Regions from separate parts of the Homo sapiens genome. Here region 2 is linked to region 1. A link is an interaction called in ENCODE POLR2A ChIA-PET data of the cell type or tissue named here. Cell type or tissue: A673. All regions are shown on one strand. Each heading gives the region's core, and the rest is flanking DNA. Links, peaks and the distances in the headings are about the cores only.

Region 1 (5,380 bases), core at 162-5,161:
ATATTGGCAGCTGGATCCAGAGTCTTGATCAGAATCAATTTGATCCCTTTGGCAAGGTTAGAGTGGTGGTGTGTTCATTCATCATGAAGCACATTATGTCTTTCTCTTTCTTGATGTTAGCAGCCTTTGATGCTCAATGCTCAGGACCCTTTAATTCACAGGAGTTTACAAATGGTAATATTTTAATTCTATCATTTTGTTTTCACTTATTGGCTGTAATAATTTTGTAAAACGACACTTCTGCTCATCTGCTACTTGATTACCCAGGGATAGCGGCTATATAGAAAAGGCAGGATACATAGATTGATATTCTCTTGTTGATAGTCATTACAGACTCTTAAGTTTAAACATATTTGATAGTTTTTAACCCATTGAAATCTGTATCTTTATTAAGGTTCAAATTATCCTACCCTTGGTGAATACAAGCCTCTTTGAATTGACTCTTGTGTCCTTTTGACACAAACCTAGTAGCTTTTTATAGCTTCTATGCTATCTGGTATGTCAAAATGTCCCAGTTTCATTTTGTACACTTCCTGTCCACAATCAATGTTCCAAGAACCCCTCTTTTTAAAAAATAGAAATGATCTTTGAGACCATAGTCTGGATGCTGTGAATGTGTGTTCATAGTGAGCTGGTCATTGTTTCTTGACCTCTTTATGGATAGAGCTAGAAATTGCACACACACACACACACACACACACACACTCCTTTTTCTTTTCCTAAACATGTCTTTCCAGCATGCCCCTTCTTTTCTCTTTGTTATAGCATGGGATTCATCACAATATGTTTTTATTGCTTCTTTTTATTTTCCCAAATTTTAGAAGAAAGATTGGTTAGCTAGCTCTACTAACTTTTTTTCAAGCTCACAAAATTTTCTCTTCTCTTGTTTTTATGAGATTTTAAAAATAGCACCTTGTTTTGGGAGTTTTTCTTACTTGTTTTCCCACCTCACTATAATCTTGACCTATTTTTTCCTGTGGGATTTTTTTCTATATCCTAATTTCTGACTTGAAATTGCACTGTCAAGAAAATAATTTACACGTAGTATGATTTTATAAGCAAAGATGCTCATTGCTGTGTTTTTAACTAGAAAAAGTTAAAATGTTTTTGTTATTATTTCTAAAAAGGGGGAAATTGTTAATTTGTGTTCAAAACCAGAGGAATAATTAGACAAATCATTGCTGTTATTAAAGACTTACCTGGAAAAAATTTGGAAGTATTTCTCCCTGTGTCAAATCTTAAAGACATGGCTCATTGAATCAAACAAGGAAACCACCCACATTGATTTATAAACATAAATTAGTATTACTGAATGGTAGTTTGGGAGAAAAATATTTTCTAATAAAGGATTAATGCTGCAAGTTACCTAGTACCTAGTTCTTCCTTACCTTCTGCTATTGGTATGGAAATATTAGATCTCCTTGAAATAGACTGGTTGCTATTCATCTTAACCTTTAATATATCAGACCCAAATTTCTTTATACTGACAGTTCAACAAGTGAAATTAAATAATTAAATTGACTTAATCTGATTAACATTTTTTTCTTTCTACATATCTTCAATAGCTTTACTTTAATGAACTCTCTATAGAAGCCCTCCAACATTTCTGGTGTCAGACATTACGGACAACTGAATATATCATGAGTAGGTCTCATAGGGAGAATGTGGAACCTGTTCTTCCCTTCTTTCAGGCTTTAGGGAAAGAGTGAAAAATAAGAATAAATTCTGACATACTAAACAAGACAGCATATAAAATAGAATATTCACAAATCATTTGGTTACCTTATTTTTTAAACCTCATATAGCCAAGACAAATTTTAAACTAAGAAGTACTAGTGGGGATTTGCAGGGATCGTGGCGGATGGGAGGCAGGACTAGATTGCAGCTCCGGACAGAGCAGCATGTGGAGGCTTGCAATGTGAATTTTAGCTCCAGATCAACTGCAGGAACAAACTAGCAATCCTGAGAGGAGCCACAGACCCTCTGAAGGAAGCTGACTGCTCCTGCAGGACCTCGAAGACACCCTAGATACTATGAGTAACCCCAACTACAGAAGTGGGAAAGGGAGGCCCTCCTCTCCTGAAAACACACCCCCACTGGAGAAGCTGAAGGTCTGTTTGTGGGAGAAGTTTCTGACTTTACCTGGAGTTGAGTCAAGTTAGAGAGCCGACCCCAGCGAAATACGGGAGTAGAGGAAGCAGCAGAAAGGCCCTGGGAGCTCGCTGGGTCCCCAAGCAGCCCATTCCTGCCTGGCACCACAGGGATCCATAGGGAGGGTGGCCAGAGGAACAGGGGGTAAAACTCCACAGGGGGTTTTTAGCTGGCCTTTGTAACAATTTGAACTGGGCAAGAAGCCTCCTGGCCAGAACTTGGGGGAGAGTGCGAATCTGGCATGCAGACTTCACAGGAAGGGGAAGAACTAAAGCCCTTTTCTTTCGCAGCTGGAAGGAGGAAAGCCTCAGGAAAGTTTTCAAGCTCTTCTTTGCCCTCCACCTGGAAGCAGACTGTTGGGGGAGGCATGGTGGGAGTGAGACCAGCTCTTATGTCTTTGCATGGGAGCTGGGTGAGGCCTGTGACTGCCAGCTTTCCCCTATTTCCCTGACAATGTGCATGACTCAGCAGAGGCAGCCATAATCCTTCTGGGTACACAACTCCAGTGGCCTGGGAATCTCACCCCCATCTCCCACAGCAGCTGCAGCAAGACCCACCCAAGGATAGTCTGAGCTCAGACACGCCTAGCCCTACCCCCACCTGATGGTCCTTCACTATCCACCCTGGTAGCAGAAGACAAAGGGCATTTAATCTTGGGAGTTCTAGGGCCCTGCCCACCATCTGTGCCTCTCCACACTACTATAGCTGATGCTCTCTAGAAAGCACCACCTCCTGGCAGGAGGCCAATCGGCACAAAAATAGAGCATTCAACCACCAAAGCTAAGGACCCTCACAGAGTCCATTGTATCCTCTGCCACCTACACCAGAAGAGGCACTGGTATCCACGGCTGAGAGACCCATAGACGGTTCAAATCACAGGACTCTGTGCAGACAACCCCCAGTACCAGCCCAGAGCCGGGTAGACTCGCTGGGTGGTTAGACCCAGAAAAGAGACAACAATTATTGCAATTCGGCTGACAGGAAGCCATATCCATAGGAAAAGGAGGAGAGTACTACATCAAGGGAACATTCTGTGGGGGAAAAAACAAAACAAAACCTGAACAACAGCCTTCAGCCCTAGAACTTCCCTCTGACAGAGTCTACCCAAATGAGAAGGAACCAGAAAACCAACCCTTGTTATATGACAAAACAAAGCTCTTGAACACCCCCAAAAATCACACTAGTTCACCAGCAATGGATCCAAACCAAGATGAATTTCCTGATTTACCTGAAAAACAATTCAGGAGGTTAGTTATTAAGCTAATCAGGGAGGCACCAGAGAAAGGCAAAGCCCAATGCAAGGAAATCCAAAAAATGATACAAGAAGTGAAGGGAGAAATATTTGAGGAAATAGCTAATTTAAAGAAAAAAACAATCAAAACTTCAGGAAACATTGGACACACTTACAGAAATGCAAAATGCTCTAGAAACTGTCAGCAATAGAATTGAACAAGTAGAAGAAAGAAATTCAGAGCTCGAAGACAAGGACTTTGAATTAACCTAATCCAACAAAGACAGAGAAAAAAGAATAAGAAAATATGAACAAAGCCTCCAAGAAGTCTGGGATTATGTTAAATGACCAAACCTAAGAACAATCGGTGCTCCTGAGGAAGAAGGCAATTCTAAAAGCTTGGAAAACATATTTGGTGAATAAACGAGGAAAATTTCCCCAGCCTTGTTAGAGACCTAGACATGCAAATAAAAGAAGCACAAAGAACACCTGGGAAATACATCGCAAAAAGATCTTCGCCTAGGCACATTGTTATCAGGTTATCCAAAGTTAAAACGAAGGAAGGAATCTTAAGAGTTGTGAAACAGAAACACCAGGTAACCTATAAAGGAAAACTAATCAGATTAATAGCAGATCTCTCAGCAGAAACCCTACAAGCTGGAAGGGATTGGGCCCTATCTTCAGCCTCCTCAAACAAAACAATTATCAGCCAAGAATTCTGTATTCAGCAAAATTCAGTATCATGTATAAAGGAAAGACATAGTCGTTTTCAAACAAATACTGAGAGAAATAATTCACCACTATCAAGCCACCACTACAAGAACTGCTAAAAGGAGCTCTAAATCTTGAAACAAATCCTGGAAACACATCAAAACAGAAACTCTATAAAGCATAAATCACACAGAACCTATAAAACAAAACTAAAAGTTAAAAAGCAAAAACAAAAAACAAAAAAATCCAAAATTCCCAAACAACAAAGAGCATGATGAATGCAACCCTACCTCACATTTCAATAGTAACATTGATTGTAAATGGCCTAAGTGCTCCACTTAAAAGATGCAGAACCGGCTGGGTGCAGTGGCTCATGCCTGTAATCCCAGCACTTTGGGAGGTCAAGGTGGGTGGATCACCTGAGGTCAGGAGTTCGAGACTAGCCTGGTCCACATGGTGAAAACCTGTCTCTACTAAAAATATAGAAGTTAGCCAGGCATGGTGCAGGTACCTGTAATCCTAGCTACTTGGGAGGCTGAAGCAGGAGAATTGCTTGAACCCGGGAGGCAGAGGTTGCAGTGAGCCAAGACCGCACCATTGCACTCCAGTCTGGGCAACAAGAGCAAAACTCTGTCAAAAAAACAAACAAAAAACAACAACAACAACAACAAACAGATACAGAACCACAGTATGGATAAGAACTCACCAATCAACTATCTGCAGCCTTCAGGAGACTCACTTAACACATAAGGACTCACACGAACTTAAAGTAAAGGGGTGGAAAAAGGCATTTCATGCAAATGGACACCCAAAGTGTGCATGAGTAGCTATTCTTATATCAGACAAAACAAACTTTAAAGCAACAGCCATTAAAAGAGACAAAGAGGGACATTATATAATGGTAAAGGCCTTATCCAACAGGAAAATTTCACAATCCTAAACATATATACATCTAACACCGGAGCTCCCAAATTTATGAAACAATTACTAATGGACCTAAGAAATGAGACAGACAGCAACACAATAATAGTGGAGGACTTCAATTCTCCACTGACAGCAATAGACAGCTCATGAAGCCAGAAAGTCAACAAAGAAACAATGGATCTAACTATACCTTTGAACAAATGGACTTAACAGATATATATGGAGCATTTCATCCAACAACTGCAGAATACACATTCTATTCAACAAGGCATGGAACTCTCTCCAAGATAGACCATGTGATAGGCCACAAAACAAGTCTCAATAAATTTAAGAAAATTGAAATTATATCAAGCACTCTCTCAG
Region 2 (5,380 bases), core at 75-5,074, 56 kb before region 1:
ACAGATACATGCCACAGTCTACATATTTTATTTACTGTTTTATTAAACCATCGCTTCTGATCAACTTGGAGATCAGCTCTCAAAGTCATCACAAGTTGATTAATTTTTAAGGAAGTCTTGGAATCAAAACCTTTGAATCTCCTCCCTGCTTACAAAGTATCTAAAGGAAAACTAAAAACAAACAAACAAAATAAACAAAAAATAATGCAGGACAGCACCTACACCAGAGATTTTCACCTTTTGTTCTTTTACATAAAAGATTAATAAGGAGATATGAAAGAGTCATAGCAGTCCTTAGGAGACTATAAGGTAAAAGTATTGGCAACTATTGTCAAGTATGTCTAACCACATACAATAGAAATCAATGATATACGATATGTTAAAACTCCTGCAATGACCATATGGAGACAGCAGCCAACAGAATTATTCAGAACATTTTTCGTTTCCTCCCTGTGAAGTTTTGAATAGCCTAAAGACTTACTGACTACATATTTTTTCTTTTGCATCTTATTTTCTGCCTTTCTTCTAATACCTGCTAGTATACAGAAAAATCATGGTATCAGACAACCCTGAACCTATAGAAGAACCTATAATGTAACTTAAATATACCACACATTTGGAGATTCCAACACTTACTTCTAAGTTATCTATGTGGCTTACTTACTTATGAGAAGAAGTGAGTAATAGCTGGTTATACTGTACCAATGAATAAATACCAATAACCAAGATGCCTGACTAGTAAACCTGATACAGGAAACAGACATACTTAAAAATGTCTTGTTCTTCAATTACATCCTATTCTGTAGATCTCAGCATCTAAATTTTAATTTAAAATAATCTCAACAAAAGCTACTTGAAAGCCATGAAATGAACTGATGTGGATATGAAATATCATTTTTTATTTTCAAAATCACAAATTTAAAACACAAAAAGTTATTTTTGTACTGAACCCACTTCTAAGCTATTTATTTCTGTCTTCAAATTACTATTAATATCAATCCTTTCTGAGTAGCTCTCTTGGGTGAAAGATTCTAATGGCCAACAGATGGGGTAAGTGCACAAACACTTAAAATTTTGTCCCAAGCTAAATGTCTGGCATACATACACACCCATAAATACATTCAACTTGCTTTGTATTTGCCTTTCAAATTGGGAAAACTCAAACAAAAATTTAACCTGTGAAGTACTGTGTTAAAGCAGTATTTCACTATTTAGCAGCTTAAAATACAGCAATTTTGCCATAATGTAATATAGCGTTTAGGAAATAAATATGATGTGTTTTACCCGAACGTCACTTTTACACAATTTTTGAAGTTCCTTGAACTTACACTGGCATATTTATTAACAGTACTAACTCTTATTATTTTCCTTAATTTTCTTGTAATTCTAAAGGGGAGGGAGATAAGAATAGCTCCCAACAAAATATACAGTAATTTTTTTTTTTTTTTTTTTGAAACGGAGTCTTGCTGTCTCCCAGGCTGGAGTGCAGTGGAGCAATCTCAGCTCACGGCAACCTCTGCCTCCTGGGTCCAAGTGATTCTCCTGCCTCAGCTTCCCAAGTGGCTGGGATTATAGGCATGTGCCACCAAGCCAGGCTAAGTTTTATATCTTTAGTAGAGATGGGGTTTGCCATGTCTGCCAGGCTGGTCTCGAACCCCTGACCTCAAGTGATCTGCCCGCCTCAGCCTCCCAAAGTGCTGGGATTACAGGTGTCAGCCATCGCGCCTGGCCCCTACAAAAATATTTAAAAGTATTTCTACCAATTATAAATTTGAAAGGATACATAAAAAATGGTCAAAGATTTGTCTTACATTAAAACTGTAACACTAAAAGGAAAAAGCATAGTCAGGCAAAAACTGTTATCAAGATACGCTGACATAATGCCTCCTTCTGCTTTCAATAACAAAAGCGAGAGTAAAGTTGTAAGACACAGAGTGAACTGAATGACCCTGACTTCCTTTCCTCAGGCTCTCACAAATACAAGTTAGTTGGCACCAGAGAGGCTGGGTAGGAAACTGTGCACATTTCCATATGACACAGATTTGTTCGTGACTCCGAAGTGGCACCTCTACATGGAAAGGGTGTACATTTTACTTTTTCATTCAAAGTTATGTTCATACAAAATTCAAACCGTTTATTTAATGCTGCAGGATTTAGTACTGTGCAGCTGTCTATTGCATTCGCACTCATTTGCGAAAAGTTTGATTAAATCACTACTCACTCACCCACTAAAATGACAGAATTCAGGTTTGTGCTGCCAATTTGCTCCCACCACAGTATGTCTACTACTGCTATCACCACCTAAAATGGACCCTTCCCCTTCTTGTATGAATCATGCTTGTGGCCCTATAAATACCAGTCTTATAAACCATGATTTCCAATAAGGATCCTAGTTTTAAATCAAAGAAATTGCAACTGCTGAGAATAAGGCATTATTAGTTACATTTTTATAAAATTTGAATAGCCATTGAGAATTTAGTTGCTCTCATTTTCACAAAAGTTACCTTCCTTAAAATATCACTTTATAAATTTTGTGTCATTCTTAAGCATTCAAACATCCAGGAGCCAGATACTGACCCCTTGAAACACAATTCAAATTTTATAACAGAAAAGAGTAAGGAAAGCAAAAATTATTTCTAAAAGTTGTGCTTTTAGCCAACTGTTCCTTAATGTGTATCTCCTCTAAGCAATGATCATAAAGGTTACTAAAACATATGATCAACACTAGAGCCACAGCAGCATGCTGGAATTCTTACAGAAAAAATAATGGTCCAAACTGGTTAAAAAAAAAAAGTCCTTATATCCAAATAGCCTATGACATTTTCAGTCCTTCTTAGTTGCAGGGCTTTACTAGAAAACATCATCATTTATTTTTATATTTTTAAACTTTTCTTTTAGGTTCAGGGGTGCATGTGCAGGTTTGTTATGTAGGTAAATAGTGTATCACAGGGGTTTGGTGTACAGATTATTTTCTCATCCAAGTAATAAGCATAGTACCCACTAGGCAGTTTTTTTTTTGTTTGGTTTTTTGAGAGTTTTTGGGTTTTTTTGAGATGGACTCTCGCTCTGTCGCCAGGCTGGAGTGCAGTGGCACAATCTCGGCTCACTGCAACCTCTGCCTCCCAGGTTCAAGCGATTCTCCTGCCTCAGCCTCCTGTAGCTGGGACTACAGGCGCATACTACCACGCCCGGCTAATTTTTGTATTTTTAGTAAAGACGGGGTTTCACCACGTTGGCCAGGATGGTCTCGATCTCTTGACCTCATGATCCACACGCCTCAGCCTCTCAAAGTGCTGGGATTACAGGCACGAGCCACCGTGCCCAGGCCATAGGTAGTTTTTTGATCCTCAACTCCTCATCCTCCTCTCTTTCTCCACTCTCAAGTAGTCCCTGGGGTCTGTTGTTCCCTTCTTTGTGTCCATGTGTACTCAATGTAGAAAACATCATTTTGCAGGGAAATAAAATGCTGCTAAGAAGAGTATGTCAATACTACAAAGTTGTTCAGTGTATCTTGAAGAAAGTAGTCAAAGCCATTCTCCCCTTATTTAGAAAGCCAGTAACGTCATCAGGGCTAGCAAAGTGACTCCAAATTGCATAAGAAAATTAAAACTACAAAGTAGGCTCAAATTGTATAGAAAGATGTATAATGTATGCTCAGACAACTATCAACTACATGTAACAACAACATAAATGTACCTGCTAACTAGATTTCCTATCTCACATTCTCAACAAACCATCTATGACTTCCAAAAGTCGATGGAGGCCACTTTCCCATGAGGCACCACAGTCCACAGTTGACTCCCATGTCTCTCATTTACACCTTCTGTTTCACGCATCCTTCCAGGTTCCAAGAAAGCAATGCCCTTCCTGGCCCACAATTTCTCAACGTATGCCTTCGATTCATCCCTTCCTAATTACTGAGCAATTTCTCTCCTGCTCATATTACATACCCAGAACCATCCCTTCATCCAAGCTCCTGTTTCCCATTTCGAACTAACAGAAGGACATTTTCATTTTATTGCTTTCTTAGTACAAAAATCCCTCCTTCCTCCTAGTACTGCCCCTCCCCACAATCAGTTATACAACCCAATTATAATTGAGCCATTCTCAATCATGTCGTTTCTCTTTTTGGAAAAGTTCTCTAGTTCACTAATTTTCACCACATCCCAGCTAATTCCTCTACAAGGCTTTTGGACCCCAAAATATGATTTCACTAAGCCGCTAAAATATGATTCCATTAACTTCCCATAACTCCCAATCATGTACCTTTCACTCTATCCATAAATAATCCCAGCCTTTGACTTTCATTCACATTACTCCTCTTGCCAAGAATATGCTTATCTCTCCTACCAATAGAAACACACATTCAAGAGTCAACTTAGGTCATGCTTCTCTAAAAGATTTCCCCTTCTTCCCCTTCTTCCCCTTTCATCCTCGATGAGTTTTCTAGCAGAATTCTTTCTCATATCTAGTATTCTCCATACATTTAGTTTTATTACTTGTGGGTCAAAGACCAAACCTTTATAGAATGTTTTAAATCTCCCCCAGTAACTAACATGTAATGTTAACATATCACATATTAGTTACTTAATAAATGCAGATAAGTTTATCATATAGGATGTATACTACCTTCTCAAAACTTCATGATCGATTTTAAGATAATTTCCAAATAACAGTTATTTTTCTAAAGAGTAAATACATCAACAGAGCAGTAAGCATGGCAGTGCCAAGAGAAATAGAAAAGGAAGAAAGAGTTACCTTGCAGAAATAGATTTAAATGAGAATTTTCTCATGGCATTACTGCACATCTTCTAACAGCTTTTGTACCAGACTGTCCTTGCAAAAATATTTGCATAACAAACCACCTTGTCATCTAGAGATGGTGCCTCCCTCCAGGTTAGAGGACAGATTTGTTTCCTGACCAGGATAATAAAGATAACACCTCCCTGCAGAGAAAGATTAGGCAGCTTTGCTAGAAGCCCCTTAAAAGATTGGGAATTTCCTGATATGGCTGCATTACAGACCACTGAGCAATGACACAAATCCGCTGTGAGCAAGCATCCACCTGAGACACTCAGCATTGCCCCTGAAAGGATTTTGGGACATACAGGGAACTGACAACCACATGAAGCTCATGCTGTCTTCTATGCTCTGAGTGATAAAATCCCCTGTCTCTGACCCAGGAGTCCCCTGTCTTCTGCCAGCATCATGTAACTGCAGCAGACTAGCAAGCTGGGTAAACTGTGAGACCCTTGGTAGTTCCTGAAATTTTTAGATGTTAGGAGTTTCCGGTTTAAAAAATAAAACAGAAGCTACCATGTTGAATTCTCCACGTCTAACATGCAATGTCATATCCCGGAAACAATATGTTGAGTGAAAA

The links. ChIA-PET counts read pairs that join two places held together with the same protein. Peaks named below come from ENCODE experiments on the same cell type or tissue, not always from the same donor. Only the 100,000 strongest peaks of a DNase experiment are listed, where the experiment ranks them.
Region 2: POLR2A ChIA-PET joins it to region 1 with 5 read pairs; 3 of 35 experiments call an interaction of 5 or more read pairs at or near these places.

What each region holds. Positions count from the first base shown.
Region 1 is chr13:102,440,779-102,446,158 of GRCh38, forward strand. No RefSeq gene overlaps it. Among named protein-coding and RNA genes, the nearest start is that of FGF14-AS2, 49 kb to the left of the region's middle. In A673, for the core only: no CTCF peak of the experiment used is centred there; no DNase peak of the experiment used is centred there.
Region 2 is chr13:102,384,701-102,390,080 of GRCh38, forward strand. The region is part of intron 2 of FGF14-IT1 (FGF14 intronic transcript 1); the gene reads right to left. It also overlaps a transcript of FGF14 not described here. Among named protein-coding and RNA genes, the nearest start is that of FGF14-IT1, 7.1 kb to the right of the region's middle. In A673, for the core only: no CTCF peak of the experiment used is centred there; a DNase peak (open chromatin) is centred at 1,981; H3K4me3 peaks cover 759 bases; H3K27ac peaks cover 3,603 bases.